2 separate regions of the Mus musculus genome follow, and region 2 is linked to region 1. The links are chromatin loops, found by intact Hi-C in ENCODE. Cell type or tissue: left cerebral cortex. All regions are shown on one strand. Each heading gives the region's core, and the rest is flanking DNA. Links, peaks and the distances in the headings are about the cores only. Region 1 overlaps 4930526H09Rik (RIKEN cDNA 4930526H09 gene). Region 2 has its middle 10 kb from the start of 3110015C05Rik.

What was found. Hi-C counts contacts between places; a loop is a spot of excess contacts. Peaks named below come from ENCODE experiments on the same cell type or tissue, not always from the same donor. Only the 100,000 strongest peaks of a DNase experiment are listed, where the experiment ranks them.
Region 2: it touches region 1 in a loop (4-fold over the local background); 3 of 42 quality-filtered maps call a loop at or near these places.

What each region holds. Positions count from the first base shown.
Region 1 is chr13:110,874,471-110,890,428 of GRCm38, forward strand. 4930526H09Rik (RIKEN cDNA 4930526H09 gene) reads right to left here. Exons shown (of 3, transcript NR_131194.1): 3 at 7,941-8,548. Among named protein-coding and RNA genes, the nearest start is that of Gm38397, 21 kb to the right of the region's middle. In left cerebral cortex, for the core only: no CTCF peak of the experiment used is centred there; DNase peaks (open chromatin) are centred at 7,285, 7,932, 8,331 and 8,546; H3K27ac peaks cover 1,927 bases.
Region 2 is chr13:111,231,762-111,247,719 of GRCm38, forward strand. No RefSeq gene overlaps it. Among named protein-coding and RNA genes, the nearest start is that of 3110015C05Rik, 10 kb to the left of the region's middle. In left cerebral cortex, for the core only: CTCF peaks have their summits at 5,693 (motif pointing left) and 6,330 (motif pointing left); DNase peaks (open chromatin) are centred at 4,157 and 6,355; H3K27ac peaks cover 1,991 bases.

The DNA of each region.
Region 1 (15,958 bases), core at 2,962-10,961:
CCTGACTAAGAACAGAATGTCTTAGGTATTCCATTACTGACAAGATTCGGGCCTTGGTGAGTGATAAACAGATAGCAAGTCTATGCCCTCTCCAGAATGGGGACACTGGGACATGTTGTGCAACACACCTCATGGGTTCCAATGCAGCATTTGCACTTGAAAATTTAGTGTCATTCACAGCTGGACAGAAAAGCTACCTTAGTGACAAAACTGGGACAGTAGGCAAATTAGTAACAGTTTGCATTTCAGGTTTCCTAGGACGAGTGCCATCCTCGGCATGACCAAGCAAAAGCCTGGCTGAGTTCAGGCAGTTCACGCTGAAATCTTAGGTACTGCAAGGAAAGTCAGTTTGATGTTGAGCTAATGGCTACTGTGAAGGTTTCGTGAAAGATGCTCTTTGAAAGATCTCTGGGCCTAAAACCAGTAAGACTGACTAGGATTTTTTTTTCATTCTGCACTCAGAAGGTACTTGTGAGACTTTTGAGTGGCATTTTATAGCAGGGGTGTTACAGAATCACATGGGAGCTACAGTTGTCCTGAAATATCAGGCCCACAAGGCAGTGACGTGGATGATACTATTATATAAAAGCTGGACACAGAGCCCATGGACTTTAAGGGCTTGCACACTATGAGCGGCATGTCACCTGCACAAGCTGCAGCTTCAGGTAGACACGTCTTCTCATTTCCAGCCCATTTCATTTCATGTCCCTTGCTCACCGTGAGAACTTGGACAAGTTACATCATGTTTCTGAACCCTCAGTTTCCTCATCTGTCAATAAGAGGTAATTAGACTTGCTTCACAGGGAAGTCGGGAGACTGTGGGAACTAGTTATCATCACTCTGCTTCCAACTGGCCTTTGTTCTATCTGCTGGTTTCAGTAAGCGCCTCACTGAAAAGCTCAGCAGGTTTCCTGCTCGCTCCTTGTGTGGACAAAGGGAACTATTTTCCTGGTTCCTGGCTGAAAGTGCTTTCCAGCCACTCTAAACTAATAAAAATATTCCAAGACCCCAGTTACTACACTTGAGGGGATATATTTTCAATACAGGGTCTTACTATGTAGCTCTAACTGTCCTGAAACTCACTGTGTAGACCAGGCTGACCTGGAACCCACAGAGATTTTCCCCTGCTTCTGCCTCCCAAGGGCTGGAATTTACAAAGCTATGTGCTACCATATCTGGCTCCAGTCACTTTCACAAAGAACTTCAGTCTGATATTGAAGGGAGAAGTCAAAAAGTACGGACAGAGCCTTGGGTACAAGAGAAAGTCTAAGCCGGTCACTACCCTTGTTTCTACCCCCTGTGAATGAGAATTTCTTTCCACAGGGCTTTGTCTCTTGGGGATTGCTATTTATGGGATTCCAGAACTTCTCTGGCTGCAGATCTCAGACTATGGTGAACTAACTCTTGAGGACTGATTTTCATTGGGTCAGCTAACGATATCTAGCCTATGGTTCTCAAGGGTCACTTTACTATAGAGGTGCAGTATAATCTAACATGTTTCTTTGAATCAGAGGACTTTGGAAAAAAAATAAACTAGGGCCCTGTGTCAATTCATTTTGCATTTTTGTGAAAATAAAAACTAATTAAACATCATCTGAAGGGGAAATGGTATACCTTGGCTCTTGTTTCTAGAGAGTTTGCGTCTGTCATGATAGAGAAGGCATGGCACCGTTCAGGGAGGCAGGAGAATTCAGCAGAAACAACTCATAACATGACGTACCAGGAGGCAGAGGGCTTAGGTTAAAACCTGACCCATCTTCACCAGCTGTGCCCCACAGGGTGTCAGCAGCTGAAAAACTGTGTTCGAAGAATTGGCCTGTGGAGGTTCCAGTTGAAGCCATAATGAACCAACACCGAGAACCATAACAAAGCCACACTGAGAGCCAAGAGAATCACGGAGACAAACGTCTCCATCAAATTTTATGGATGGCAGAGTATGCCCAGTCCACAGGCTCTCTCGTTCATCCTCCAACTTCATGTGCACTTTATCATATTTTGGGCTCTCTCCCTCCTCAACCAGCTTAGACTACCAGTCTCGATCCCAAGCTCACTCTTCTCGCCCTAGACTAAAATCGGGTAGATTTCTCTCTCATAGCTTCCCTTAGGCGAAGGAGTGTTCATGGGTGGATGCAGGAGATGATGGCGACTTTTGATGCGCGTAGCATCATAATCACATTTAGTATGTTTTCATTTTGGAGCATTTTGGAATCAACTCGGGAGGTTACGTTGAGTTAGAAAGAGAAACTGGAAGAAGTAAAGAGTCTTCAGTGACCAATCTAAAACCAAATACTAAACTGCAGCAGGTACACAACATGAGCCAACATGTTAGTTCACCAGGCAAGATGCACACTACAGATTGTGTGCATCGCATCAGCGCATGAATGTTCTGAGCCTTCCACCTCCCACCACTGTCATCATTCTATTCTAATGCATATCCAGAAATTCTGGCTTGTAACAGTTAATGGGGATTTTCTGTCTCATGGGTTTAATACAGATTGTTTGGATCTTCCTGCAAGGTTAGGAAAGGGGAAAATGATTTCCTGACTCCTAAAAACTTTGTTCTCCTTAAAACAAAAGGCATTTATTGTCTCCTTTCCCAACCAACTGTGGTTCACATCCCGATGCTAATCTGCCTTTTATGAATCAGCACACTACCCTGGTTTTTAAGCAAAAGGCTATTTGGATTTTTCTCAGCCCCATCTAGAATAGTTTCTTTTATTTTACATTAACCTTAACTTTAGTCTTATAATTTTCACAAACGTTTTTAAAACGTCTTTGAACATGCATTAAATGCTTTAGGGCATTAGTCAAATGCCACTCCCTATGGACCATAGTCAAATACCACTCCCTGAGGACCTTCAAAAGAGAAGCTGGCCAGGCCTACTGAGAACAAGTTTCCATTGTAATACATAAAAGCAGCAAACACATTTTTTTTTCTGGAGACAGGGAATGATAGTTTTCTAAGCCAGTCACTGTATCCTGCATTTTCCTATAATTTGCCATCCACTCCTTCCTCCATCCCCAAAAGCCATCTGGTCAACTCATTTCTCTGATCACAAATAGCAAAGAACTCAGACAAGCATCTTTAAAAAGACAAAACAAATAAAAACAAAAACAAACAACAATAAAAGCAAATACAGTCTGTCTCTTTACACTTTTCTAATATCCCTACTTTCCGTTTTTATTCTGATATTTTCAGAAGAGAATCCAGGAAATAACTCAGATATTAATGCTAACCCTAATAGCTCTGTGCCTGCCACAGGAGAGGTATCATGTTTGGGATATTCCTACAACATCTTCATTGACCTGCATGACAAGCAGAGGGCATTGAGATACACTTTCCAGTTGGTGGTTGATAAAAACGGGCTCAAAGATGACATGACTTATTCAATGTCTTAAAGCTAGTAAGAAACAAATTTAGGATTCAGTCTTACTCTGAGCTCTAACTGGCTAACTCCTGAGTTGCTTGGCCTCCCACGCCTAAGTCCAAGCACTAAGATCCCTTGCTTATGACACTGAGTGCAGTCACTACTTCCCCCAGCTAGGTTGAGATATTTTGTTTCCCATAAGCATTTTATAAAACAGTTCCAGAGACTGGGCAAAAATAAAACAAAATAAAGTTTTAGAAACTCATTTGTAAGAATAAAAGTCTTACAACTGAATGGGAAAGTCATTTTAGGTAGAAGCTTTGAGATTTCCTAAATTAACACAATGTCACATAGGCCTTGGGGCTTGTCCATCTACTAAGAAAGGAATGCGGCCTTCCTGAGTCTGTGGTGTGTGCTCAGTGCCAGCTCTTGAAGCTTCACAAGCTTCGAATCATCAGTGGGGGTGAGTCCATTTCTAAGTCGTCCATTTATTCATAACAAATTACACCAACCTAGCAGGCTTCCTTTTCTAGTGGTAAAATTCTACTTGTGCTTTCAAAGCTTTCTGCTACAGCATCCCACAAGGCAAAGCCATATATGAGAACTGCAGGTCACAGGTCATTCATCCACACTAGGTTAGGGCTAACTGATCACATCTCTTGTCATCCTGTATATTTGCTAGGCTAGAGTTAGTGTGACATTAACAGATTTAAGGGGCTATCTTACATACACCAGGATCGACTAGTCCACTCAAGCTGAATAGCTGAATTTGAAAGGCCAGAAAACCTTCTGCGATCAAGAAGATCAAGGAGCTAAGACAAGAGAGACCCTTTATCTTCTAAGCTCTGCAGCATCAACTTGACTACTGAGAGTTCCTGATTGATGCCTGCATTGAGCATCACTGGGATGGAGAGCTCTCTTTACCCAGGGTACCACTTTTGACTAGGGCCTTCCCTAGCCCTGCCCTGACTCACCGCAGGTGCTTGTGCTACTCCCATAACCTCGTTGAACCTCAGTTTCTTACCGGCAAAATGGAAATAATGATAGGTATGGTAAAGAGGTGTTGTGAAGTTTAATTAGTCTTTCTAAAGCACTTTGAGATGATCAGATCAAAGGTACTCTTGACATTTATAGCATTAATTATTATTTTTATTGTATATAATCATTTAAAAATACTAGAATCTGTTGTGTGTAATCTGACACAACACACATACACACACACATACACACTTAAGAGTATACAAGACTTTTTGAAGATCATGCTCTTACAGTCAATATAATCCACTCATGAAACTATTTCCAAAGAAACCAACTTGAGAACTGGTGCAAAATCATGTAATTAACACCAACAGGGAAAGGCAATGTGAGTAAGTACTGCTTTGACCAGCTAGACACACCTTTCTTGAAGTAAACACAATAGTGGAGGAGGTAATTGAAGGAGAAGATACAGCTTGATTGCAAAGCAATATAGTGGTGGGGTTATTTGAAGCGTGCTTTTCTTCTTAGAGACTCAGAGCAAATTACCAATATTATCTTGTTAATGCTCATAACATCCTCACAAGAAAGAAAGAAAATAGAATGCCATCTTAAAGACAGGTAAATGCACCCTTGGTGGCTAAGCAGTTTGCCAAGGTCACAGAGTCCATTGCTAACAACAAAGTTTAATTGATTCTTCTCCTGCATGTGTTCAAGAAGCTTGCCAGATGTGGGACCACAGCTGGACCTCAAGTACTATGTATGTAAATACTGGGGGATATTCTCCCTGTCTTCAGACAAATAGATTTAGGATGAGGATGAAGTAATTTTACAGCGGCCTCTTGAATGTAGTATCAGAGCTTATCAACCATCAGCAGGGTTGAGTAGGGCCCTCCCAGGGTGACAGTTCACAGAAAGGCATGCTTCCTCTTCAGTATGTAATTGGTTCCATTTCTAGTTCCATCGATGATTATGCAGATTTAGAAATTTCCACAAGGTAGTTGCATATTTAGGGAGCATTCCACACTATGGGGTAGAGTAGACTCCTGCAGAGGGCATGAAGGACATTTCAGTGTACCGTTTACTTCATAGCAGGAGATGAACATTAATTTTATCCTAGCCTAACTCTCAGGAATTACTAACATATTCATTTCAGATCAATGGGACATCATAATTCTCTTTCAACATATCTCTTTTTTGAATTTATAAACACACCCGAACTCCCAAGTTAGAGAATATTGGAGAAAACCTTTTGGTGTTGGATTTGAGGTTTCTTACAATGCAGGAGAGTCCCAAATTACCAAAAATAATCCAAAATCCCAATCCTGAATTTTACATGATTAAGACCCATCAGGAACTGGTGAAGGAGTTGATGATGCTTATCAAATAGTCACAGAGAGATGTTTTTAGTCACTTGCTAGTCAAGACAAATGATAACGCCTAGGATTCTGACAGGCTGTTTAGAGGGCATTTATTAGGAAGTTAATCTATAACTGAATCTCTGTTGAGCGGTAGTTTCTTAAACCCAGAGCAGGTTCTAAACTTCTAAGTTTCTCTTTCATGTACTTTTTATAGCCTGTAGATCCAAAATGGCAGCTGTCTTTCTTCTAGATCAGTCAAACATATCACTTGTACCTGGCTGGTTGGCTGTGACTCACTCTGCTCAGGTTCATAGGATGCTGATTAATTAGTGGGCAAGTTTCTACCTTGTGTGATTTATCACATGATCTCCAACTTTGAGACGTCTATCAATTCCCGTGGCCAACAACTTGTAAAAACTTCTTTTTAAATAACCGTAGCTTCCATATTAGCAACGCCCACACTAGTCTGCAACTACTGGTCTTCTGATGCCCAGACACATCCTCAAAAAGATGAATGAAGATAAAACCCAGGTTATTGTCCCAGTTGCTTGACATCCCTGTAGATGAGATGACAACATCATAGGTTGATTCTCTCCCTATCCAGAAATGGTACTACATAATAGGCTCTTAAAATTTATTTCTCTGTGCATATCTTCTTGGCTATCAACTTAAATAATAGTTAAGTGAAAAACAGAATATTCTAATTGATATAACTTGGCTTTAATACCACCTATACTAACAAGATTTCCTCTTCATGCATAATTTTACCTGCAGGTGGGGTGGTGGTAAAGACTCTGCTTGTATATACAAAGAAGGAAATAACATTGGTGGACAGACACAATTTACTCACCAAGTTTAATTGAGTTGGCAAGTCTACTAGTCAGAGCAATGTATAAATGCCAGAATTCGGTGCACATTACAATCATAACAAACCCTAAAGTATCATTCTAGATAGAATCAGCATGAGCTTCTGTTCAAGTGTATGCATATATGATAATTCCATAATGAAGGTATTATTAAAAGCCTGTCTGAAATATAATGTTATTGCATTTGCTTGTCTTGAAAGGTTATTTTTATTTAGTCTAGATATGGAATTCAGATGTCTTAATATAATTGTAAATGTCCTCATCCAAGGTTCTAAAATCAAATTAAAATGTCTACTCTACCTACAGAACACAGCATGGACTGCTTCTGGGGCTGTGGAAAAAAAAATGTCTACAAATGGTTAATAAAGATTCCTCTTCTTAAAAGTCATGCAAACATAGCATGCTGCCTTGTGTGTAGCACTAGGGCTAGAATTAGAATATGTTTGGCTAAGAAACAAAGACAGGATTACAGAAGAGTTGAAGAGATGTGTGCACAAGGAAACAATTTGTAAACTACACTCCAAATGGTTTTCTTTCGTTGCTGAGCATAAGCAGAATGGTAACCACACTACCTGTCTCTTTAGAGACGCTCCTTACTGCTTCATGCTGCAACCTAGGGATCACACTCAGTTCTATACTAATTCATCAATTTCAAAGCTGGGCAAAAGGGATGCTAGGATGCTCATTTCTACTAATCATGCTTTGGCTTAGTTGCTGGCCAGTGACTGAGTCATGTAATTACACCCATGGGAAACATGGGCTAGGACTGCTTTTAAATGCTGTGGACTGATCCCATAAGCTCCACTATTTATTTTAATAAAGCATAGTTGTGTTTGTTTGTTACAGATATTTGTTTTAATAGTAACTTAAATTATATGGACTCTAATTTTCAATGAACGTATGTCAACCTTATAAAGAGGTGCAGTTAATTAGGCAGAGAAAATGTTTGATTCTCACAGTCTGCCCCATCTTCCTTCTCCACTTCACTCCTGTTTTACCCTATGGAAATACTTTTAAGCAGTCTCTCTCTCTCTCTCTCTCTCTCTCTCTCTCTCTCTCTCTCTGTCTGTCTGCACACTCTGCCTATAATTTTTTTAATGGTTCTCCTACAATGGGAGCTTGAAAGTAAACGCTGATCATCCTCTCATTTATACGTCAATTAGGTATCATAATGAGAGGATTTCCTGTGAAGGTCATTTGGAGCTATCAAATTAATTTAGTTCTATCTTGTTCCACCCAAAGTACTGCAAAGGCTCCTTTGGAGGCTCGGTGCCTGCATGAGTCAATGATTTAGTGTTATGTGGGTGGGGGAATTGTACTTCAAGATTTCTTGGCTTAGATATTAAATCATGATCAGACACACTCTGGGTGACATTTTCTCTTCTTTATTCCCACATAAAACTCCCACTGAACTGACAGAAAAGATTCATGTGTGGAGGAGACTCACTTGGTATTTGTGTAGGTTCTTTAACCAGAAAAAAAGGAAAAAGGTGACTTGTTTTCTGTCTCTTTGCCCCAAATCAACGCCTGTAGTCGACCTTTCTGGGCTGAAGAACTCACAGCTAAGAAACAAGAAAGGTGTGCATCACACATGTTCTAAACCACGAGCATATATCCTCTGTAAAAACAATGTGGCTCTTCTAGAATTTAACAGCACACATCAATTAATGCAAGCTAAGCTCAATATGGCAAAAATCCCACGCAGCCTGAAAACTCAGCAGTAGGAGTCGGAGTTGAAGTCTGATCAGTTGACAGGTGACTCAATACTGAAATTTAATTGTGCTTGCTGTTTGCCAGTAACCGTAAGCTGGTACTCATGACAGCCTTGTCGTGCTGGTTCACCGGCATTTTTCAGCTGGGAAAGTAGCTGCCTGGACTCCAGAAGCTCTGCTCCAGGAGGAGAGGTGCATCATCGTTGACATTTTGGACAAGGTTTGGTATTTCATTCCCTTGGGAGAGCACGGGAGAGCAGGACACTCTGTGAAAAGACGTGAGCCATGATGATGAAATGCTGGCCCTCCTCCAGTTTTCAAGTGGTTTACACCCAGTATCGACTAGAAGGGCATTTGTTCACACATATGGTGACATTCTCAGTTTAGGAGAGTCTGGGAAGAGACCGCCTTTTACTCATGCAGGCATATACATTTTCAGATACAAAACATGATACCTGAGTCCCATTAATGCTCCTCCCAGAAATGCAAATGACGAGATGAATGAATGGCCTGGAGATTTGTGACTTACATGAGTAAATAAGGTTTAACACGCAACTTGTAAGTCATAAAGCATGGGAAATTCTGTAGGATAAGAGTACCAATAGGTTTTTGGATTAAGCCTTTGATGTTTTATGGTGTTTAAAATTTAAAACAAACACACTCCTCAAATTCACCAAGTAATCTCCAAATGCCATCTCATCCTTTCCAACAGCCTTTGCTTTCTCCAAAACTACAGACAAAATGCTGAGAGAAGAAAGGTTGGGTATATATTTCAGTACGATATATTTTTGTTCCCTCCCATGAATTAATTACTGAACAGGAAAATAAATCAATAGTCAAAGGCAGAAGCCTAAGATAGTTGGTAGGCTAAATAACCAGAAAACACAACAACAAAAAAGCTATTCTCAAAAGGATGTAGCTTCCATAAGAAGGGTGGGGAGTATCCATAATGTTCCACAATGTTCTCAATTAATTGTCCCTCTACTACACTGACAAATATGTGTTTAACAAATAACACATTTAACAACATATAAATTATGAGTGAATTAGATTTCTCATCACTGTGAGAAAATTCCTGAGCAAATAAACAAACAAACAAACAAACAAACAAACAAACAAACACCCAACACATCATGGGAGCCCAGGCTCAGCGTCTACACCACAGCTCCTGCCTCTGAAGTTTCAAGGAGCTTCACAGAAGAGGAATGCAAAGATGGTAGGAACCAGCATACCAGAAAAGTCTCTTGTAAGACAGTCCCTCATAGAAACAATGGCATAGAACAAGACCAGAACAATGGCAGTACCAATGGGCATATTACCATGGAAGAGGCAAATTTTTTGCAGAGCCTTACCTGAGAAAAACTACAGGCAATTAACTAGGAAGAGAATCAGCTTTTCCCAGAGATGACCTCCCTAGCTGGTTGTTCAGTGCCGCGTGGAAATCCCTGAAACCGGATGCACACAAGCAACAAAAATTGACTCAGCATGTTGTATTTGTATGTTTGTGTTCATGCGTGCATGTGTGTGCACGCATACACACACACACACACACACACACACACACACACACACACACACACACACACACAGATACCTAAGGAAAAAAAGGCTGTCAACTTGAAAGGGAGACAGCATGGGACAGGTTCAAGGGAGGTTAATTGGGAGGTACTGGAGAAAGGAAATGGAGGGGGATGCTACACAATTCTAATTACAAAAATATTTTTTAAATGTCTTAAGCTCCAAAGCATAGATATTGCTGACAGCTTCTGAGCCACATAGTGGTGGTATGGAACAGTTAACATGGTATCCAGGAAGCAGGCAGTGAGTGAACACCTGTGGTAATGGGCTTTCCCTCTTGTTCCTCTCGTTCCATTTAGGTCTCTATCATATAGGGTTGTGCCACTTATGCTGCGGGTGGGTTTCATTCCTCACTGCCCTGCTTAGGTAATTATGTCTAGAAATAATGTCATAAACACTCTGAGGTGTACCTTCCTAATCTCACAGGGACCTCTCAATGCAATCAAGTTGACAACTAAAATATAATATGAGTGTGCACTTAATGCCATCAGAGGGCATGGAAACTTTAGATAAACAGCTTAATCTTTTGGGGGGGGGGTTTAGTTTCTCCACTAGAGAGGACTTGCCTTAACTCCCCTCAATGTATCTAGATTCTCTCTTACAACAATTGTACTGGGATTTGTACATTGCCTTTGCATTCTAATTTATGGGGAAAACTAAGGAATTTCTGCTTCTGTCCCTTGTTCCTTTGATTATGGGCCCCTAACAAAGCCACACAGAAAAGAAGATGGCACATGTAGCCTTTTAGATAGTAACTTTAGCAAAAATAAAATAAAATAAAATAAAATAAAATAAAATAAAATGTACATCTACTGAGCTCAGAATGTTGAGTTCTGCTGTGACTTTTAGAATCACAGAATCTTTCTTTCTTCCAGGAGGTGGTAGAAATCATATATTAAATTCTGGATATGTTTTGGTTGTTATGAAAGGAACAGAAAGACCATTTTTCATTCTCACTAACTCAGAAACAATTGGATGGATTTGTTGGATTTTAGGTTTATGAGTGGAGAGAGTGGTTGCATACTACATACAAGGGAAATAAAACCTCTCTCACTTCAGCATCAATCACAAGTAATTCATAAGCAGGTAGCTGCACTTTGAGAGAAGACTTCATTAACCTTATGCAAATTTTGTCATTAACCCCATGAAACAATGACCACAGAGACCCCCAACCTCCTAACAGACAACCTCATATCTTGTGGTCTGTGATGCTGTTTACTGCTGTGATAAACACCATGAGCCAAAGAACTTTGGTAATAAAGGGTTTATTTGTCTGGTATGTTCAGTTTTATCAATTCCTCTACTCTGCAGTTGGTATGCTGTAAAGATAGGAAGGGTTGGAGAAGCAAGGAAAAAGAGAAGAGAAAGGAGATGGAGAGATTAATGAGAAAACTGCTTGCTATGCTATGCAAGCATGAATTCAATATAAAAACCCACATTAAAAAATAAGTAAACAAAAAAACCCACACTAGGGAAAGACTGACAATCCAGCTATGTGGATAAAGAAACTCTCTGTTCTTGTTGAAGACCTGAGATCAGTTTGCAACACCCAAGTCAGGTGACTCAAAACTGCCTGTAACTCTAGTTCTAGGGAACCCAGGGCCTTTTCCTATTATCTGTTCCTACATACACAGCATATACATACACTCAGACACACGTGCGTGTGCACACACACACACACACAGGTGTGTGCACACACGCATGCCAACAAATCTTTTTTTGTTTCTTTTTTCTTTTTTCTTTTTTTTTACAAAAGCAGAAGAAGCGGAGAAGGAAGGACATTTCTGTATCTGGGGCTTACTAGACAGTCACTCTAATCGAGTCAAAATGAGAGACCCTGTTTCAAAAGAAAAGGAGAGAGCTCCGGAGCAGGGACGCCCAAGACTGACCTCTGACCTCTGGCCTCCACATTCACACATGCACCAGCATCCACACATACAACTATATGAGTATGTATCTACACACACACACACACACACACACACACACACACACACACACACACACACACAAAGAGGAGGAGAAGGAGGAGGAAGAGGAAAGGCAACAGCAATAAGGAGGGAAAAAACCTGCTTCAAACATAAACAAATTCATATCTGCCCTTATCCAAATATTTACCAATCAGAAATCTCTTCATATTAGAGCTTCTTACTATTGGGGGATTTACAAATACTGGGCCCTATCTGTAAACTCTCATTTATTTAGGGAACACCCTAGATAGAAAATGTTTAAGGTTCAAGTCTTTAGAATTCAGTGCTTCTGCACATTTACAAAGCCTGACTTTCTTACTAAGGTGTAGGTGCTAACACAGTAGCTTGGGTGAAATCTGAGTGCTCCACTTCTCACAAGCTTCTGACTGCCGCCAGTGCCTGTTGATTCCTAAACACTTGAGTAGCAAGACACAAACTAATCCCAGACACTGAGAAGCAATTCTCGCTGCATTTGCTAAGTTCCTTTTCCTCTTGCATGTGGTTAGCTCATACTAACAAAAGCCAGTGGAGACTCACCTTCCCATTCCCCAAGGTAGTTTTACAAGCTAATTTTACAGAGATAGCAGGTTGCAATGTTTAGATTTATCCCATCTGTAATTGCCATTATCTACACTGCCCCAACCCCATCCCTTTCATGCTGGGAACCATCCCAGCTCCTCCCCAAACCATTAGACTGATAGTATCCAAAGCATGAAACCTTCTGAGGCTTCTACAAACAGAAAGCACATAAAAACTAAACAGTAGTAAATTTTAACTACCCACTCTGCAAATGTATTTGGGGTGAAGTTAAAAAAAAAAGACATTACCTCTGCCATTTTTTAAATCTGTGGGAAGATAACTATGTTTGAAAAACAGGACCTATAATATAGAGCATAAATGGTCACAACCAAATGAGAAACACATCATAGAAAATATCTGGGCAAGGTCTGTATGCCAAGAAATTAGGGATTGGATGGTCAGAATTATAGGGGAGTTACATAGAGACGATGGTATACTTCAAAGTGAATAAAAAGTCAGGTGTGCAGGTAGAAAGACCCCAGGACCATCCCACAAAGGGTTAAAAGGTCACTTCCTAAGACAGAGGTGGCAGAACCAATATGGCTACCAAGGAGAGTAAGGAGAAACAATTTCCATTTCCTAAATTCGAGCTCTGTGAAGCCTGGATATTTTAGAGTTGGCACTTAAAATGTGCACGCTGAAGGGTAACTGAATACGCTGATACTCAAGGCCTTCACCTCTCTCTGCCTCCAGAGACAGAGAGACAGAGAAATAGATATAATTAGGTTACATCTAAGTTTTATATAGTAGTAGCAATATTTAAATGTACTTATGTGCTTCTGATATGCATTATTATACCCATTTTATATGTGAAAACTCTTAGCTACATATGATAGATAGGTACTAGTCTTCTCATTACACCGTTATATAATATCATGGAGTTTGTGTATCTTGTTCACCTTTGCAATCCCTACTGTCAAGACAGTGAGTGAATTTGAAGATCTTGGTTCTTTTGGTGAGAATGATGGCAGACATTAAACACTCTGCATAAAATCACACAGCCAATGAGCAGAGAAGTAGGGTTCAGATTCTAATAGGGTTGGTGGATGCCCGTGGCTTGCCCATCACCCTACAAGCTCTGCAGACTTCAAAAACAGACCTCACGGATTTCATTCTCTTGACCGTGATAAATCAAACGATTTTCTCTATGTATGTGTTGATCTGCTTTGTGGTATTACCATAAATATCTGAGACAAAGTAAGTTTCACAAACAGAAGTTCATTAGTTTGTAGTTCTGGAAGCTAGTCTCTGGCCAGGACCTCTATGCTGTTATCATATCATGGTGAAAAGGACAAGATAGACAGAGGTTGAATTTACGACCTGAACATATTTTATATTCTCTACTAATCCATTCAAGAAATTTTCAACATATTTTGTGAAGAACACACTTAAACCTGTACCCCAACTATGAGAACTTCTTCTAGAGAAACATAACAGAAAACTTTTGCTCATATGCATGTTCCTCAAACACTGAGAGTCAAGAACATGCAATTTCCTGGAGGTCAGAAAGGTTCACTGCAGAACCAGATCACACAGGCAGGGCCCGACTCGTTGGACCCAGATCATTTGAGTCTAATCCTGTTCATTTTCCCATCCCAAACTTGAACCTTCAAGATCTGAGTCATAATTGACAAAAAGACCCACAACTGGACAAAATGCAGGGAGGGAGATACTTTGAAGCACTCAGTTCTAAATGGGATGTTTTCATCAAATATCTCCTCTCAAGGCTCAGGGATCCATGTAGAAAATGGAGCAGAAAGATTATAAGAGCCAGAGGCAGTAGACAACACCAAGAAATAGAGTCTTCCAGACATAATAGGAGAGACTGTTACAGCATGCTCAAGACTTGCACAGGGTCAAATCAGACGAAATCCTTAGAAGAAGATGTGGACAGAGTTCCACTCCTTACCAAGAAGGTAGTTGCAATTGGAAATCAGTTTTCTCCAATTGGGTATCACAGGATATATCAAACACACTTTAGCACAGACCTGGAGTAATTGGCCAATACAAAATGTAGTCCGTGTGCTTTTTGTTTGTTTGTTTGTTTGTTTGTTTTAGAATTTCTTCTCCTTTTTTATTTTGGGGAATGTTTTATTTGTTTGTTTTGTTGGTTTTTTTTTTCTTTCTTTTCGAGAGAGAAAGAATAAACTAGAGTGGAAAGGGAGGTGGGAGGATCGGAGAAAGTTAGGAGAAAGGAAAGAATATGAGCAAAACATATTGCACAAAAACTCTTTAATTTATAATTTTTTTTTTTTTTGGTTTTTCGAGACAGGGTTTTTCCGTATAGCTCTGGCTGTCCTGGAACTCACTTTGTAGACCAGGCTGGCCTCGAACTCAGAGATCCACCTGCCTCTGCCTCCCAAGTGCTGGGATTAAAGGCGTGCACCACCACGCCCGGCTCACAAAAACTCTTTAAATAAAAATTTGTAAAAATAAAAAAATCTAAGGCTCTCTTACACTCTTGAGTTCCTAATGAATCAATCGTGTACTCAAAAGTTTTGGTAATATACCTTTCTATTCACATTCAATATGTATGTCTATGTACCTGTTATCACTCTGAGACTTATCTTTAAAGGGCCAGTGTACAGGCTAGAACAGGTAAGGTAGAGAGTTAGCTAACTCTACGGAGCTTCGATAGATCAGTAAAGGTACAGCAAAAATTATTTTTAATCGATACCATTTCTTTGTTTTTACTTTGTGTGTATGAGCATTTTCCTGCAACACAATGAAGAAAGTGTTGGGCCCCTTGGAACTCGGGAACTGATGGTTGTGAACTGCTATGTAGGTCCTGGGAGCAGAAACTTGTTGTTCTGTCAGAATGAGCAGGACTTTTAACCTCTTAGCCATCTCTCCACCCCTCCAACAGGAAGATTTCTCACTGCAGGATCTAGAACGGGTTTTAGCAGAAGAGGATCCCTAGAAGGCATATCTAATACTATGTTATGATGGTGAGAGGAGGGTGTTGTGTAGCTGCTTTCTCTTCTGTGTCCCTCCTCCACTGCTTGGTTTGCACGAAGCTGTTTGGAATCGTTGTCTTATTCCTTTTGGTCACTATTCATCCTGGGTGACATTCATCATATAGCGGTATAGCATGCTCCTCTTCTGCCTCTGCAGGTTTCATTTTCTCACTGAATTCAAGTCTTTATCCCTTTGCTTCTGTCACTCCCTACGTGTGCAGCACCACACCCCTCATGTGTATCATTTTCCTTTCATGATGTCTCCTGTTTGACTCCTTCTCACAGACTGAGGCTTCCCTCCTTCAATGTTCTCCTCTATGGCTGGCTGTTCACCACCCCAGAGCCTTTTCTGGGTTTTAGAGGCTCATTCATTTTCCAAATTGCAAATAGACATCTTGGTGAGTGGTTCAGGACTGAAGAGAATAGAAGAGACACAGAGTGATGACAGCAAGAATCTTCGTGTGTGATAAACCCAGAGAGTTACAGGAGTAAATCAGATATTTATGGGCAGCGGGTGAGTAGTGGCCACTGGCAAATACTTGTCACAGAGTAATAAACAGAAGCAGCTCCTGGCATTCACATAAACTCCTGT
Region 2 (15,958 bases), core at 2,844-10,843, 360 kb after region 1:
GTGTGACCTGCACAGCTAAATCCTCTGTGATGCCTGAATGTTCTTCCTCTAACTCTGCATTTATCTTTGGTATCTGCCTATGAGCTTCTGTAAAGTTCACAGGATATATAGTTTTTATACCAACTACCACTTCGTTGTTAGTTAATTACTATTTTGCTACCATTTACCATAACCCTTTAATTCTCCCAAACACAGTCTATCCACTCAGACTGGAAAGAGTCACGGCACTATGCTCCACCTACCAATGCCGTCTGATTCAGCCTTAAGGAGAACGCTTTTCTCATCTCTGTCTCCTCCCAGTCCCTGCCCAGCCCAGCCCAGGACACATCTCAATACAGGACAGCAGCACAGCATCCCATCATGTGTTGTGGATCGGTTTGTATCTAGCGCTGTGTCAGTGACATGGTCATCCACGGGGAAACAAGCAAGACAACTCTCCTAGTGGAGTGGAAGGCTCCAACACTGTCACAGTGTGGACAGGACTGTGTGTCTGCATGCTGCTAGGGCCAGGATATAGAAAGAGAATTAAAGCCAGATTGGCTATGTCTAGAAATAGCCAGTGAACCATGCTCACAGACCTTTACTTGAAACAAATCAAAATTAGAAACTTAAAGATCATGCCAGGCTATTCTTAAACTACATAAAACTTTGGAAGTTTTGGAAATGATTTTTTAAAAATGCTTACAAGTCTTTCCTCCTAAAAATCCATTAAACAATGGAAAGAACAGTGTTAACTCACGGAGGCGGAGGTCCCACCAGTAGACGGCATTCACAAATGATTGACAGCAACAGTACTTCCCTGCGATTTACAGAAGCTGAATTTACATAATTGCATAAAGTGACTCAGAACTGACCTCACTTCTGAAAACAGGCAACAGATGGCATCAGGATGCTCTGCTGCAGGGAGAAGGATAATGAGAGTCACTTGCCACCGACCGGCCCGCAGAGCCATCAGACCTGTTTGTGGGCTCCCTAAACTCTGTGCTCACTCATTAGCTGCTACATCTGCTCCTTTTGAAAGATGTGACCAGGACTGCATGAAGGCTCCTAAAGGTGTCCTGCGATGGTTTCATTTACCTAGACTTGGCCAAGGAGGAAAAGGAAAGAGTCTCTCTAATCTCTGAACCTTCTGTGTTCCTTACATCCTGTTTCCACTATTATCTGCTCTGTCAATGTGCGGTTGTCCTCTGATAGCCAAGTTCGGTACGATACAGAGGTACCTCTAATTGACCTGGAATCCAGTTGGAGCAGTCCAACTCTCAGCTAGTTTGCCATGGATGAATGTTGAATGCAAAAAATCTTTTAATTTATGTGCTATTGGGATAAGAACATGCATTGCTGGAGGAAGGCCATAGTCCAATGAAAATAGAAAAGTTCTTACATCAAATAGACAATGAGCATTAAAATAATGAAGAAAACCATTATCTAAATAAATATATCTTTCTCCTAAAGTAATCATTGTCCAAGCCAACACAAATGGATAATTTTCTTTTCTGAGATCTACTACATTCCCCTTAAGAAAAATCATAAAATTGAAATTTGATCTTTCCATAGCAAACAGATGAAAACTGATGGGCATTGTTTGGTTCCCAGGCAACTCTTCCCATGTACATACTGTGTGCCAAGCATTTACCCTGAGCTCTGAAACCACATAGCCTGACTTTCCTTCAAAACGAAAAGGACATACTGCACCTCTGTTTCTATTGCAACACACTGCACACAAAGCAACATTCCTATCCCTTGACTCATAACAGGACACACACATCACTTGTCAATGCAGTTACTTTCGCTGACCACACCCACACACGCCCCACTGTCTCAAGTCCATGCATATGACTACAGAGGTCTGCAGCCCACATCTGCTGTCTACCCTGCTCCTGACAGCACCGCAGCTGTCTCTGTCCTGCCCCCCCAAAGACAAGTTCCAACAAAGGGCAGACTAGAGTTCCTCCAAATTACCTTGAAGGCGTTTGTAGGGATGCTTGTCTGGAATCTGCTGGCCCCTTCCTGCTGCACCCCATTCACCTTCAGAAGCCGTGCAAGTCCATACCTGCTAACACTCCCCTCGTTTGCATGCCTGCTTCTCTACAAAGTCTGTATTCTTTGCCTACATTTTACCTAACGAAAATGGTAGAGACTTAAGGAGACTGGAGGGTAGAGAAGGACGGTGGAAAGATAAACAGAATCTACTTCAGGTTGCATCTGTAGAAAAATATCGTGACTCAACTATTTTGCTAGTTTCATACAATTCAATCTAAAAATAGAGAGTGGCTTGATTTTTTTCCCCTGAAGTCAAGTAAGGAAACTACAGGTGGTGGCACATGACTATAACTCCAGCACTCGGGGAGGATGAAGAGTTTGAAGCCTTCCTGCACCACCCTGAAAGACCCTGTCTCAGAGAGGAAGTAAAGCAAAAGGCAGGCACTTGAGACTCAGTGGTGGTGGCTTGCTTGGTGTCACTGTTTGGGTGTAAAATGTCCCCTATAGACTCTTATGTTTGAGCATTTGGTCCCCAACCAATATCACCCTTTGGGGATGTAATGGAACCTTTGAGAGATGATGGAACACTGCAGGATGAAGTAAGTCATTGGGAACTGGCTTTGAGGTTCTACATCCTGGCCTCACCTACTCTTGTTCTCTCCTTCACCACCATGCTGAATTCTAAACTTCTGAAAATATAGGCCAAAATAAACCCTTTCTCTCTAAAGCTGTTTTGGCCAGGGTATTTTATCACATTAACAGAGAAAATGCTAATACATCTAGAATGTTCAAGGCCCTAGGTTAGATCCCCAGCACAGAGAGAGGGGCCAGGGAAGGAAAGAAACAACCAATCAGTTGGACTGTCATAACTACCACTTTCTCCAGCAAATTTGTTACTATGGGGATCTGCCTCTACAGCCCCAACAACTGACCACAAACAAATTTTGGAACACAAGCCATTCATAAGTTGAGGACTGCCTACAAATGATGCCCTTTCCTGTGTAAGACAGGCTGATGGATTGTGTTTACTAGAATTACACGATAAAGAAACCACAAAAAGCTGACTCCAAGACTCCAGATAGCCCTCCCAGCCTTCTGGCTCCAAAATATAATCGCAATCTGAGCCTGTCTGGCTCAAGAAAAAAATAAAATGGGATCAGGGCTACAGTCATACTCAGAAGGCTACAGAGAGGCCACGGATGTCAACCTGGAGACACTAGAAAGCCTTATTCCTCAGCAGACAGCTGTGGGGTGCATGTGTAAAGCAGGCTGCAGCCAGACCTGCCCACTGGAATAACCTGTGAAGGCTCCTAATTTTAGCCAGCACTCTAGGTGCTGAGTTCTTCCTTTACCCTCTCCCTATAGTTTGCAAGCCTTCCTAGAGCCCACAGCAGGCTTGATTGGCCCAGCTGCATGGAGGAACTTCTGGGACAAGAACCCAGCATGCTTTGGTAGTGTTCCCTCAGAATAAATAGTGACATCTTTGCATTTGCTGTGTTCCTAGAAGGAGCTCTCTCCTTGTCTGCTCAAGACCTATGTTGTCAGGAAAGCGTCTAACTTAATGACATAATGCATGACCTGATCTTTCCCCCCTCTACACAGATGGGGTTGACACACTATAGAAAGGAACCCAGCTGAAGGTGCTGAAGACAGAGGCCATGTCCTCAAGCACGGGGTCTTTTCTGCCAAGGGGACCCCCAATTTCTTTAATTACCCAGAGCCAATGTGGGACAGCAGCAGCTCTGACAGCGACAGTTGATTTGTATCAGTTCACAGATTTGTTGACTGAATGGTGAATTTTCAGACTCTAACCTATTTCCCTGCCAAAATAGACGGATAAATGTTATACTTATAAAAACAGACAGGGCATCCTGCACTTATCTCACAAGCACACATTTTCTTCCTAAAATTGTTTATGTCATACAGGAAAAAAAATATTAATCAATGCGGCAAAAGAAAGCTTGTACTCTGTTCAGCCAATTTCATTCACTGACGAAAGCAGAGCAGAACATAACAGCCCCCTTGTTTTGCTGTCTTTGTTTCCCATGTACTGAGCGAAATTGCCCAGGAATTATAAGCAGTTAGCAAATGGTGCATAAATGACCAAAACCAAATGACAGCTCCATGAACAGGAGCAGGCTGGCCCTAGCTGAGCCAAAATGCTTGAGTTCTGGAACAAGAATGGGGAGTCAAGTTCCATCCCTGGCACTGAACCCAGTTCACTATTGATCTTCAGTTGCCCTCACATCCGCGGCTTCCCAGAGCACACACGGGGCTTTGTGACCTGCATTGCAGTGGAAAGATAGAGGCTACTAAGCCAAGTGGGAGGGCTTCGGCTAAGCCAAGGCTGCTGGGAGGGCTTCTGCAAAGTGGCTCTCCCAGGGAGGGTGTAGCTCTCCAAAGGATCTCTCTAGAGTAGTGAACTATTGTTCCATTGTCAACCTTGGATGTCACAGGAATCGTGGGAGAAGAAACAGGCTGTAGAGAATAGCCTCTTTCTCCAGTGGTGCCAATGTTTTTGACAGCTTGATCCAACAGTATTAGAAACTTAAGCAGTGTCTTGCTGTCTTCAAAGGTCAGACCAGCTCCATCCATCTGAACTGCCTTCTCTGCTCTTCCAATCCCTTCCCCAAGCTCACTCGGGATTAAGCCATTTCATAAGCTGGGAGTCCTCATGTGACTCTGTCGCTATTGTTTAGGTCCAGGAAAAGAAGACTCAAACTGTCTTGTGCAGATTCTAGGTTCTGGCCTTCATCGTTTCACCAGAAACACACTTAGCCAGGCATTCTGCGTGCATGTTGAAGCCGGATTTGGTTGGTTGTTTAGAGAAGTACCTGTTTCCTCTGAAGCCAGAGGTGTTCCTAAGTGGAAGCAGATGTGAAGGGCACCTAGGCAACTTGTGCAGAACCAGATTTGGGATCTGCTCTCACGTGTGTTTCCTGCTCCAAGCCATTTCCCTGGAATGCACCGTGAGCATGTGGGACAGATCAACAGCAACTTCCTGCCTCGGTGGTAAGAGGGCTTTTCGTGATGTTCTCATGCTCTTGGGTTCACTTCATCTATTTTAACTGTTCAGCCTGCTGGGACGGGGTGTGGGGGGAGCTTCGCCAAGGAATGCACAGTGGAAGGGGAGCTGAGAGGAGGTGATTTTGTAGTATGTTGCTCTGGCTTTACTTTTAAGCTGGGTTTCCCCTTGCTCAGCAAAAGGGGACACAAGCTGAGAAGCTACAGGTACTGGCTTTTGGCATACTCTGTTCATATCTGAACTAGGGAACCCCAATTTAGACTAGGAAGTAGAATAGAGTGATCCTAAAATTTGGCTAAAACTGTAGTTTTAAACTTCTGCATTTTTCCTAACTAGTGAGCTTTTTTTTTTTAAGTATAGTTTTTCTCCTCCTTACCTGCTAACATCAAAAAGAATCAAAAAGTATAGGAACCATATATCTGTGCTTATTATTAATAAGAAACTATACTCCAAATTATCTATCTTCTTTCAGGATGACATGTGCCTCATCTTTACTTTATCTTTTCAAAGTCATTAGTTTGTTTTGGTTTTTTTCTCCCTCCATTAAAAATATCCCAAGAGGGGGCTGGGGAACTAGCTCAGCAGTTAAGAGCACTTTGTCCCTCTTGCTGCAGAACCAGTTCAATTCCCAGCACCTATATAGCAACTAGGAACTGTCTGCAACTCTCATTCTAAAGCATCTGATGCCCTCTTCTGGACTCCTAGGGTAGTACACACAAGGGGTGCACATATCACACATACACAGAGAGAGAGAGAGAGAGAGAGAGAGAGAGAGAGAGAGAGAGAGTTAGTTTCAGGTGTGGTGGTACATGCCTTTAATACTAGCATCACGAAGAAATATCTAGCCCCAAACATCAACAACAGCAGTGCTGAGAAACCCTGGTCTATAAATACAAATGGTCCTGTATATACAAAGTCATTCTGGATGTACAAGATCGGACAGTGGTGGCGCATGCCTTTAATCCCAGCACTGGGGAGGCAGAGGCAGGCAGATTTCTGAGTTCAAGGCCAGCCTGGTCTACAGAGTGAGTTCCAGGACAGCCAAGGCTATACAGAGAAACCCTGTCTCAAAAAACAAAACAAAACAAAACAAAGCAAAACAAAGGAAAACAAAAAACAAAAAACAAAACAAAAAACAAAAACAAAAAATATCACTAATAAATAATAGAGTCCTGCACCAGTGGTCATATAAATAGTACAGTAAAGGTACTATATACACCTGAGCGCAAAGTCTAAAGAGTCAGGATTTGTAGCTGCTCCCTTTATTTCAAGTTTGCCTAGCAACAGAGATGCCTAGTTAGGTGCTAAAGAATGTTGCTGCCATCTAGAGGAAGAGAGGAAAATTTCCTCCAAATGCCACACTACTTATTCCAAGACCATAAGCGGCAGGATCTCTGCCACATGTTTTTCTTTCATAACACTAAAGAGAGAAAAGAAAAAAATCACTTATCTCCAGTCTGAGTGTATAGTATGAGACTGAAAGCCTGTGTTTCTGATAAGGACACCAAGTGTTTGATTTTATTCTCATGCTTAACTGCAGTACAGAGTGGCCCCAGAATTCTCTTGTAAGACCTTTCTTTCAACACATCATTTTCTCCAGAGCATAGCCAGATAGCAATAAGTTGCAGGCCGCTTATAAATCACAGTGATCCATTCACTTTTACCAAACTATGAAATGTTAAAAGGTATATTAGCTCAAATAAAATGAATACAAAGAAGAACCAAGTTGTGGCTGGAGAGATGGTTCGGCAGTTTAAAAAAACATTGATTTTGCAAAAACATTGATTTTGCAGGACCTGTTTCAGTTCCCAGCGTACACGGGGTGGTTCCCAACCTTCTCTACCTATAGTTTCAGGCAATCTGAACTTCTAACTTCCTTGGACACCGGGCATGCATGTGGAACACAGACATAGATATGGGCAAAAACTCCTACACACTAGATGTGTGTGTGTGTGTGTGTGTGTGTGTGTGTGTGTGTGTGTGTGTGTGTGTGTGTGAAAGAGAGAGAGAGAGAGAAAGAGAGAGGGGGGATTATAAAATCGATAATAAGTAAATAGATGATAGACAAACAGACAGACAATAGACAGTAATAAGTAAATAGATGATAGATGATAGACAGACAGACAGATGTATAAACTAAAGAAACCAGGAAGAAAAACACAACCATGTCTTGAAAGACATAAGTTTTTTCTCTAAACAAACATAATGTGACCCCACACACACACACACACATGCACACAGGTAGACAGACACAAATACACTGACACACACATATATATGAACACACAAAGACACAAGATACACATTCACAGAGACAAGTACACATACACAAAGATACACACACAGCCTACAAATATAACTGTAGAAACAACTTCTCTAAGAACTTGAAATGTGTGAAAAGGTTTGTTCATTTTTGCTTGCTTGTTTGTTTGTTTGTTTTCTGTTTCCTCTCATTTCTGGAGAAGCTGTTGGACAAAATAAATGGTTCTTCCTCCTCACTCTCTCTATGGGGTATCCTTACTGCATCCCACCACTAACATCCTTCCTCCTTGAGGTTTCGGTAGAGCATCCCCATCACCTTCCACCTCTGACATTCCACTGTGACACAATATCCCATCCCGGTCTTTCTTCATTCAAGAAGGAAAGCCTTGAAGGAAACTTCAATCAGGACAAAAGAGAGCCTCGTAAATAAGACATGGTTCCAGAGCAGAAAGAATAATCTGATGGCCAGCAACACCCCTTTTACGGCTCATGGGCTACAGCCAGACTGATGGGAAAATGTTGCCTGAATAAACAAGAGATGAAGCAATAGATGTAGCACAGAGGTTCTCAACCTGTGGGTCACGACCCTTTGGGGGTTGTATATCCAATACTCTAGCTAATCTTTATCTTACAATTCATAACAGTAGAAAAATTACAGTTATAAAGTAGTAATGAAATAATCTTATGGCCTGGGGTCTCCATGTGAGGAACTGTATTAAAGCGTCACAGTGTTCCAAAGGATGAGGATCACTAATGGAAAGCAAGACACAAAATTTTCATAAGTTTGCTACATGCCAATTCCCCTAAGGACAGAAACGTGGGCGGTATTAACTATTACAAGGGAGAGCCCTTTCTTAGGAAAATGCATGACACTTTTGGGAACATACACTGTTATTAATGTTTATATTATATTAAGTATTAATGTGACAAGATGCAAAACTTGTCTTCACATTTCTCTGAGTTGTTTGAGGGGCAACTGACATAAGGCAAGAGATAGCTCTTAAAATGGCCCTAAACATGCCATAATCTGTCTCTCTAACTGTTACTGTTAAATGCAGTAAAATCAACCACAGAAATTTCTTTAAAGAAATATTATATTTCTTCCTTGAGCAGAGATGCCTATTCCTTCAAAGATCACATGTTCTGAGCACTCTCCAAATATGAAAAAAAAAATGGACTAATGATTATTTGAAATCGTAACCATTGCCTGCCCACCATCACAATATGTAGTCCTTCATAGAGAAGTCAATCTAGAACTGAGTAGAAAGCTCTGTCCTTACTGGTGAGTCATCCAGGTGTCACACGGTTCTGGAAGAGAGTTCCATCAGCAATCTTGATTACTTGTGGGCTCTACGTTCAACAACACCATCTGTTTATACAAATGAGCCCATGAGTGTAATAGTGGCACATCTGTTAAAGGGATATCCAACCACTTTCAGATTATATTTGAGGCCTGATCCATGGGACAGAACTCAGCTATAGTACTGTAGACCCAAAAGTCAATGGCCAGGACTTCATAGACCCTAGTGGGAGACTACTGCTGTTGTTGATAAGTTGCCATTAAGTGCCCATTGAATTGCCTTCCAACTTCCTCTTACATCAATTTTGTCTCCTATCAAGTCCACAGCAACCAATTTTTTTCTGTACAACTAATCTAAGAATGGAGCCTTTCTTCATGTTTTCAAGAAGGTAGGTGTTCTTTGAGCAAAACTGTCCTCTGTAACATCCTCATGAGGATTTCCCTTTCCCACTTCTTTCTGAATATATTGATTAAGCCTATTTATGTATCCTCCCCATTCACTATTATTCTAGAAATGTCCCTGTCTTATCTCCTGAGTTAGTTTCTTTGTTTTGTTTTGTTTTGTTTTGTTTTGTTTTGTTTTGCAGCTCTCATAGCCTCACTTGTTGACATACCTCTGATTTTCCTGAAACAAAGAGGTTAATTCTGATAAAGAATGAGGTAGGAGGTGGAGCTTGAAGCCTCAGCATTTGTCTGGAAAGCCTTTAGTAACTCCCTCATTCTCATTCTGAGGGTTGTAGGACTGATGTCATTTCAATGTCCTGTTAACATTGACATTGAAAAGATTACAGACACCCCAATTCAGTTCTTCTTGTACATGTTGGGGATTTCTGCTGAAAAACAGGAGATGTGTCCCCCACCTCTTCCCCATCCTCTTCCCTCTCCTGCTCCTCCCTCTCTCCCTCTCTCCCTCTCTCTCCCTTTTATTCTCTCCAGTTCTAAACGCTCACAACAATGTAGTTGTGTTATGGACTGTTCCTCCTATCTCTGGGGTAACTAGCTCAATCCAGAAGCTTCACTTTTACTGGAAAATTGTTCTTAATTCTCTCTTTCCACCATACCCTTTGCACTTGTCTCTCTTGTATAATTTCTATTAATTGGATGGTTCGCTTGATGAATTAATCCCTTAATTTTTAAGAAATGATGACTTCCCACTTATCATTTTGTGACATTTGACAAATTCTGTCTTCTAAAAAAAATGCTACTGAGATTTTAATTTGTTTTTAAGTTCCAAGAACTCTTTCTGTTTCGTGAAGATTCGGGGTTATTTTTAGTGATATTCTGTTCTTGTTTCTCAGGCAATATTACCTTTTATTCTTAGAAGATATTATTTATAGCTTTACCATTTCAACAAGTTTTTATTTCTTCTCTTTCTTTTGTTGTCTCTGCTTTCTTTTGTGTTCCTCTTGTTCCAAATATGTCTACTCACTATATCCTCTTAATTAAAAGCTTATTTTCAATCGTCACTGATACCTGCACAATGAGCAACAAAATGGCCCCTGCAACGTTCTTTGTGCTTGCAGTGATGGACTTCACTGTGAAAACATTTGGCGGGCCATGGATTGAGGAATCCCTAAAGTTCAGAATTTCTAGATCTTCTCAACTTCCACATTTTTGCCAAAGTGATGCAGGTCAGGCTGTAGACATCCTCTAGAAGACTTCTCTCTCTGCACCGTATATATGTGCACTTCATCTTCAGCGAGTCTGTTCTACCACAGATAGAGGCGGGTCTATCATACAGTGAAGCTGGTAATAAAACATTAATGTAGATGCCATGTGAATTTCCATGTTATATTTCCTGAGCATGGGAAAACAGAGTGGATACCTGTGCTCTTCCGCAGAAAACCTAAGCCATCAATCCAGTTATTGTGTTGGCAACAGGAACAACGTTGCCTGAGTTTTGAAAATCTGAGACAATCACTTATATCTCGGCTTCAACCCCAGATACCCCTGAGCCTTTGGCTCCTGGCAAGTCATGCTGTGGTAGCTGTCTGTTCTATCCCAATTCCAACCATCCTACTGCATATAAACTACCAACATCCTCACGTGATGTGTTCTCTGAGTACTTGTTATCTCTAATAGATCCCAGGAACAATGAGCTTCATGTCTCTATAGTCCAAATTGATTGCCTGTGTATAAGCTGCTGCCATTAGGAATACTTGGTCATGAGTTTGAATCCATTTCCCTACTTTTTTTGACATATGCCTTTTACTCTCATTGCACAGACACAAAAACTATAAGCTTTTTCAGGACTCCTGTCATCATTGCTTCCTATAGTTGTTGCCCAAACTAGCCACTATTTCTCTCTCTGCATCTGTACCTGACCGGGATGTGATTGCACAATTCTAACCATCTAAAGATAGACTCTATCCTTCACTGTACCTTAAATTTGCAATGGCCTGGTACCTAGTTTTGCTTGATTGGATCCATGGAAGACATATTTTGTAGGTTTTGACTATAGATGTCAGGATCCCTGAATGCCTCTGCACACTTTCTTGCAACCCTGTCTAACCACAGTGTGTAATGTAGCCCCTGCTCAATGTGTTAGAGAATGAGAGTCTGTATTGTGGTCTAGAAGCCAGTCCACTCAGAATTCCCAGATGGAAGCCCCAGAGATACTAAGAAGGCACAGGGGAAGGCATCTTTGATGTGTGTGCTTTTTTTTCCCTTGCATTCATTACATGTTCCTGTTTCTGGTACTACTGTGCTCCTATTCTCTCTCTCTCTGTCTCTCTGTCTCTCTGTCTCTCTCTGTCTCTCTGTCTCTCTGTCTCTCTCTCTGTCTCTCTCTCTCTCTCTCTCTCTCTCTCTCTCTCTCTCTCTCTCTCTCTCTCATCCTGAGCCTTTCTGGTCCTCTGCAGTAATAACATTTGCTGTTGGGTCTCCCTAACACCAGCTGACGTCCTGGCTCCTGGAGTCTGCTTAGTTACTGTCTGTCCACATCTTTCCTGCTTTAAAGGTTTTAGAACTATGATGTTTTCCTCTGCCCTCCTTGTTCTGGCTTATAATGGCCTTTTATTTCCTAACTGCAAAGTTTAGTGGATTTTTGAGAGAATGTCAAGCCAACAGATATACTAGACTAGATAGATGTATAGCCAGAGTTAACAAGTCTCCACTTCATTTTATACTTGAAGAAATGGAAGACAATAGAATGTAAATAATTTGTCCAAAGCTACATGATAGTGGTTGGTGAGGGAATTAAAGAGATAGAAAACCCTCTACAGTCCAGTGTCCCTTCCTCTACTTCATGTCACATTCATGGTTAGGTCAGGCAGCCAATGTGATGGGCCAAGTCTTACCCCCAGTTTACATTATTATAGGTTCCTCTGTATTGCAGGTGAGAGTCTGCAGTCACGAGGTTTGTTCTAGCCTTGACAAGTACTAATATGATCAGCTTATGTGATGAGAACTGTAAAGTCAACAACGGGACATTCTGTATTTCCCAGTTAATGTCTAATTGTATACCATTATTCACACAGAATTGTGAATTTTGTCAGTTCTCATATATAAACCAGAAACTGATCTGTTAGTATTTAGAATTTTAACTACATAGGCAAAATCTGAGCTACAAAGTAAGACAAATTTGCAAGCTACAGGGTGTGGCCATGACACACAGGTAAATGACCCTCAAGCTAGTTGGAAATGACTAGAACTGGGTGCTTCATGGTTTGGTGTGTAATATTGCACAGATCAGTTGCAATATCTAATTTCTGCCAATAACTAACAGTGGCTATGTCAAAAGCTTTGTTCCGGTCCCTTACATGAAACTGTCACAGGCTGCCACATTTTCTCTCAGGCCCTTTTCCAGAGACTACACTTAGCATCATACACAACTCCAGGAAGAATCAAACCAGCATGGGGGGTTGGATTAGCACGGGGGTGGGGGGGGAGCGTCTGAAGACACCAATGGAATATCCCATACCTCTGAGCAAACAAATCTTTGCTTCTAGATAAATGATCCCTCTTGTCTCGTTTCTTCACATAGACCTGTCTGTATCACTGCATTTCCCAATGACAATTACATTCTGCAGAATATAGCCACCTGTAACACCAAAGTATGAGCATTCCTGCCTGGTTTGTAGAATTCAAACCCTCAAGTGAAGTAAGGACACATTTGCTGCAGGGCCTTTCATCAGTTTCCATCCCTGTCTCATCATTCCACTTTGTATTGCTACTCAGAGACTCTTGCCTCACGCACAGGGTCTGCTCAGTCCCCATCAGTTCCTCCCAAGGGTGTGTGCTCTCCGAATTTGACCTGGCACTGTGAGGAGACTCGATTAGCACACTGATCAGGTCCCTTAGTGAATAATGGGAAAAAATTAAGAGTGCTAACGTTTAATGAACTCCTGTTCTTACCATCCACTTTGACAGACACTTTATAGGCATCTCATGTCAACCCAAGACAACTTTATGAGCAGAAATGGTTATTATCTTCCTTTTATGGCATCAGAAGCTGAGACTTTGAAAAGTTCTGGATGACTCAATTTGCAAGTATAACAAGTAGGAGACAGACCTAATTTTTCCAAATTCAAAAGTTGTATCCCTAACCACTGTGATTACTATCAAACCAAACCAAAGTGAAGAAGCTTCGATTTATGTGAGGGAAAATTAGGGGCCCAAGATATTTTAAGATGTATGACTTAAAAGTCCAATGACAATGGTCTTCAGAGTTTAAGACTGAAAAAGGAAATGCTTGTCAAAGTGCAGTGGAATGTAGCTGCGAAGAGATGAGAGTCTCATTTAAGGCCAAACAAACAGGAGGCAAAACAGCAAAGCTTATAAGAAGTGTCTCCAAAACTATCTAATAAAATTTGGCATTATATCTAAGTAAATTAAATTCCAAAGTGATACTCAATTCAGAAATTGACTGACTTTGACATGATGGAGATGAGTTACATAAACAACATGTAAGAGAAGCCAATGGATTTGGTCTTCAGTGTGTTAAATTAGAGGGGACATTGGAATGTTAACACAGCCCAAACAATCAACTATTTGTTTCAAAATAAATATTGGAGGTACAAGTCAACAATCAATATCTGAACCACTGGAGTTTTAAGATGTTGTTATAGGCAATGTCAGAAATAATATGTGAGGATAATAGAAAGATTCTAGTGATGGAAACAACCATGTGCATAAATAATACAGAATGGAGGAAGGAAGTATAATAAAGATATGAGCTGGGTGCTCCGAGACTTTCAAGATGTAGTCCTCCTAGTGAAACTAGAGAGGGCTTTATGGGGGAGCAGGGAGCAGCTGAGGTGGGTTTTCAATGATGCATCCAACATCAAAGGGCAGAGAAAAAGGGAGGGAGGTTCCCAGTAGAGTAAGCAAAGCTTGCAGCTCTCAGGAGCAGGCTGTCTTAGGAATGCAGTTAGTCCATGAGGCTGAAATAGAAGGTTCTGGAGTAGGCAGAAGAAAGCATAGTAAAATGCTAGGTAGAGGAAGTAGGTTGGAGCCAGATAATGGAAGGCCTTGAAGTCTGTACAGGGAGTTCGGGCTTTGTTCTGTAGATAATTTGAGGTCATCCGAAGTTTGATCATTTATGACTCATAGGCCGATCTTTTATTTCTTTCTGTATATAAAGTTATGATTTTTTTATGAAGTTTTGCCTCTTATCTCTCCCCAGTCCTCTAGTTTGTTTGGTAGCCTGCCCTTGGGTTAATGTTCCTAATGTCCCTTGCAATTTGCATGCTCTATTCAGTATTTCTAATTAACCCTTTATCTAACCCAAAGCTCTTTTTTCCCCTCCTTCCTAGACTCATAGCTGAAAGTCTTAACATCAAACAGAGATGTCAACAAAAGAATTCTTCCTCTTTGATTTTAATCCTAAAGTCTATTTCTGATACACTACTCATTTGACCCAGATCCTATTTGCAATAACAAAAGGAAGAGTCTGTCTCAATGCTTTTACCTCCGTTTTCCTTTGGAGAAGATGTCTCCTAGAATACCATCTCTGGGTGTTTCCCTTCAAAGGGCTCAGCTTCACAGTAAATGGATCTGAAGAAGTGAAAATGTGTCCCCCTAGGGAGAGCCTTTCTGTTTCAGACCTGAAAAGTGTCTAAATGTGAGAAAGTTTAAGAGCCTCTCCGGACTTTTTCAGTCCAGTCCATCCAATGAGAGAGAGAGAGAGAGAGAGAGAGAGAGAGAGAGAGAGAGAGAGAGAGAGGCAGACGCAGAGGCAGAGGCAGAGGCAGAGGCAGAGGCAGACACAGACACAGACACAGACACAGACACAGACACAGACAGAGAGAGAGAATTCAAGGAGTCGGATCCCTGAAGTTTGCCTCCAAAGTGGCAACAGAAATAGTTCATCAAAACCAGTCAAATTTAATTATAATCTTAGGAATTTTATTTTAGTTGTTAACTAAAATTCCTTTTGGTGACATGAACCCAACCTCAATGTCCCATCCTCAATAAAACAAAGAAAATGTACCTTCCCTCCTTCCTGTGTGACTGTCATCTGAGTTCTATTTCTCTCTAACCCTCAGACACTAACGTTACAGTTGGATATTTTTTTCACATGATTAAAAAAGCTCAACTATTTAATATTTTATATCTTGCTCTTTTAAACATCAAATTATCCCCCCAACAGCCCTCCCCACTCATCTCTCCCATATCCACCTTCCCTTGATTACACATTCCTCCTTAGTGTCGCAGAACACATTCATAAAGCTCATGAATGGGAGTTGGGAGTAACACAGCAGGGAGTGGGGACCACAGAAGGGAAGACACTCCTTCCCAGGGTTACTTGATATCCTAATGTTTAAGAAAAATAGGAATTCAAAACCTCCATGGGTTTTGTACATATTTAAATTTTTTAATGTTTTTAGAATATCATCTAAGCCTAAGCAGGCAATGGAGGAACCCCAATCTTCGTGCTGAGGACTCAGCCATGATCTGACTGCAGAGAGCCATCCAGCATCCACACCACATTTTATTTTTACTGTCTTTTTACTGTCTCCTGGCCTTGGTGACATAAGGAAAGGAAAGGATGCCTTCAGCAGGTAGATACACTTCCTCTTTAAGTGCTGGTCGCCTTTTCTCTGAACCTTCCACCAGAGTCACCTGTCCACTCATGTCTCCCTATCAGTAGATTATATCCTGCCTTGATACAAGCAAATGGGAGCTAAGAAAGCTATCAGGGGGTTTTAACAGTCCCAGATACCTGAGACAGTTCCCTGCCTTTGTCTCCTTAAGTCCCAGGGAAATCGAATACTTTGGAAAACAAACAACAACAGAGAAAGGAAGCCCCACAAAGGAACATTGAATTGACTCATACCGTGTCAACTACGGTTTTCCCCTAGAAGTAGACAGCTTCCTAAACTGAATTAACTTTCTCGTCCTGTGTCATCAGCCTTCTGAGTCCCTTACCAAGGACAGCACATGTTCAT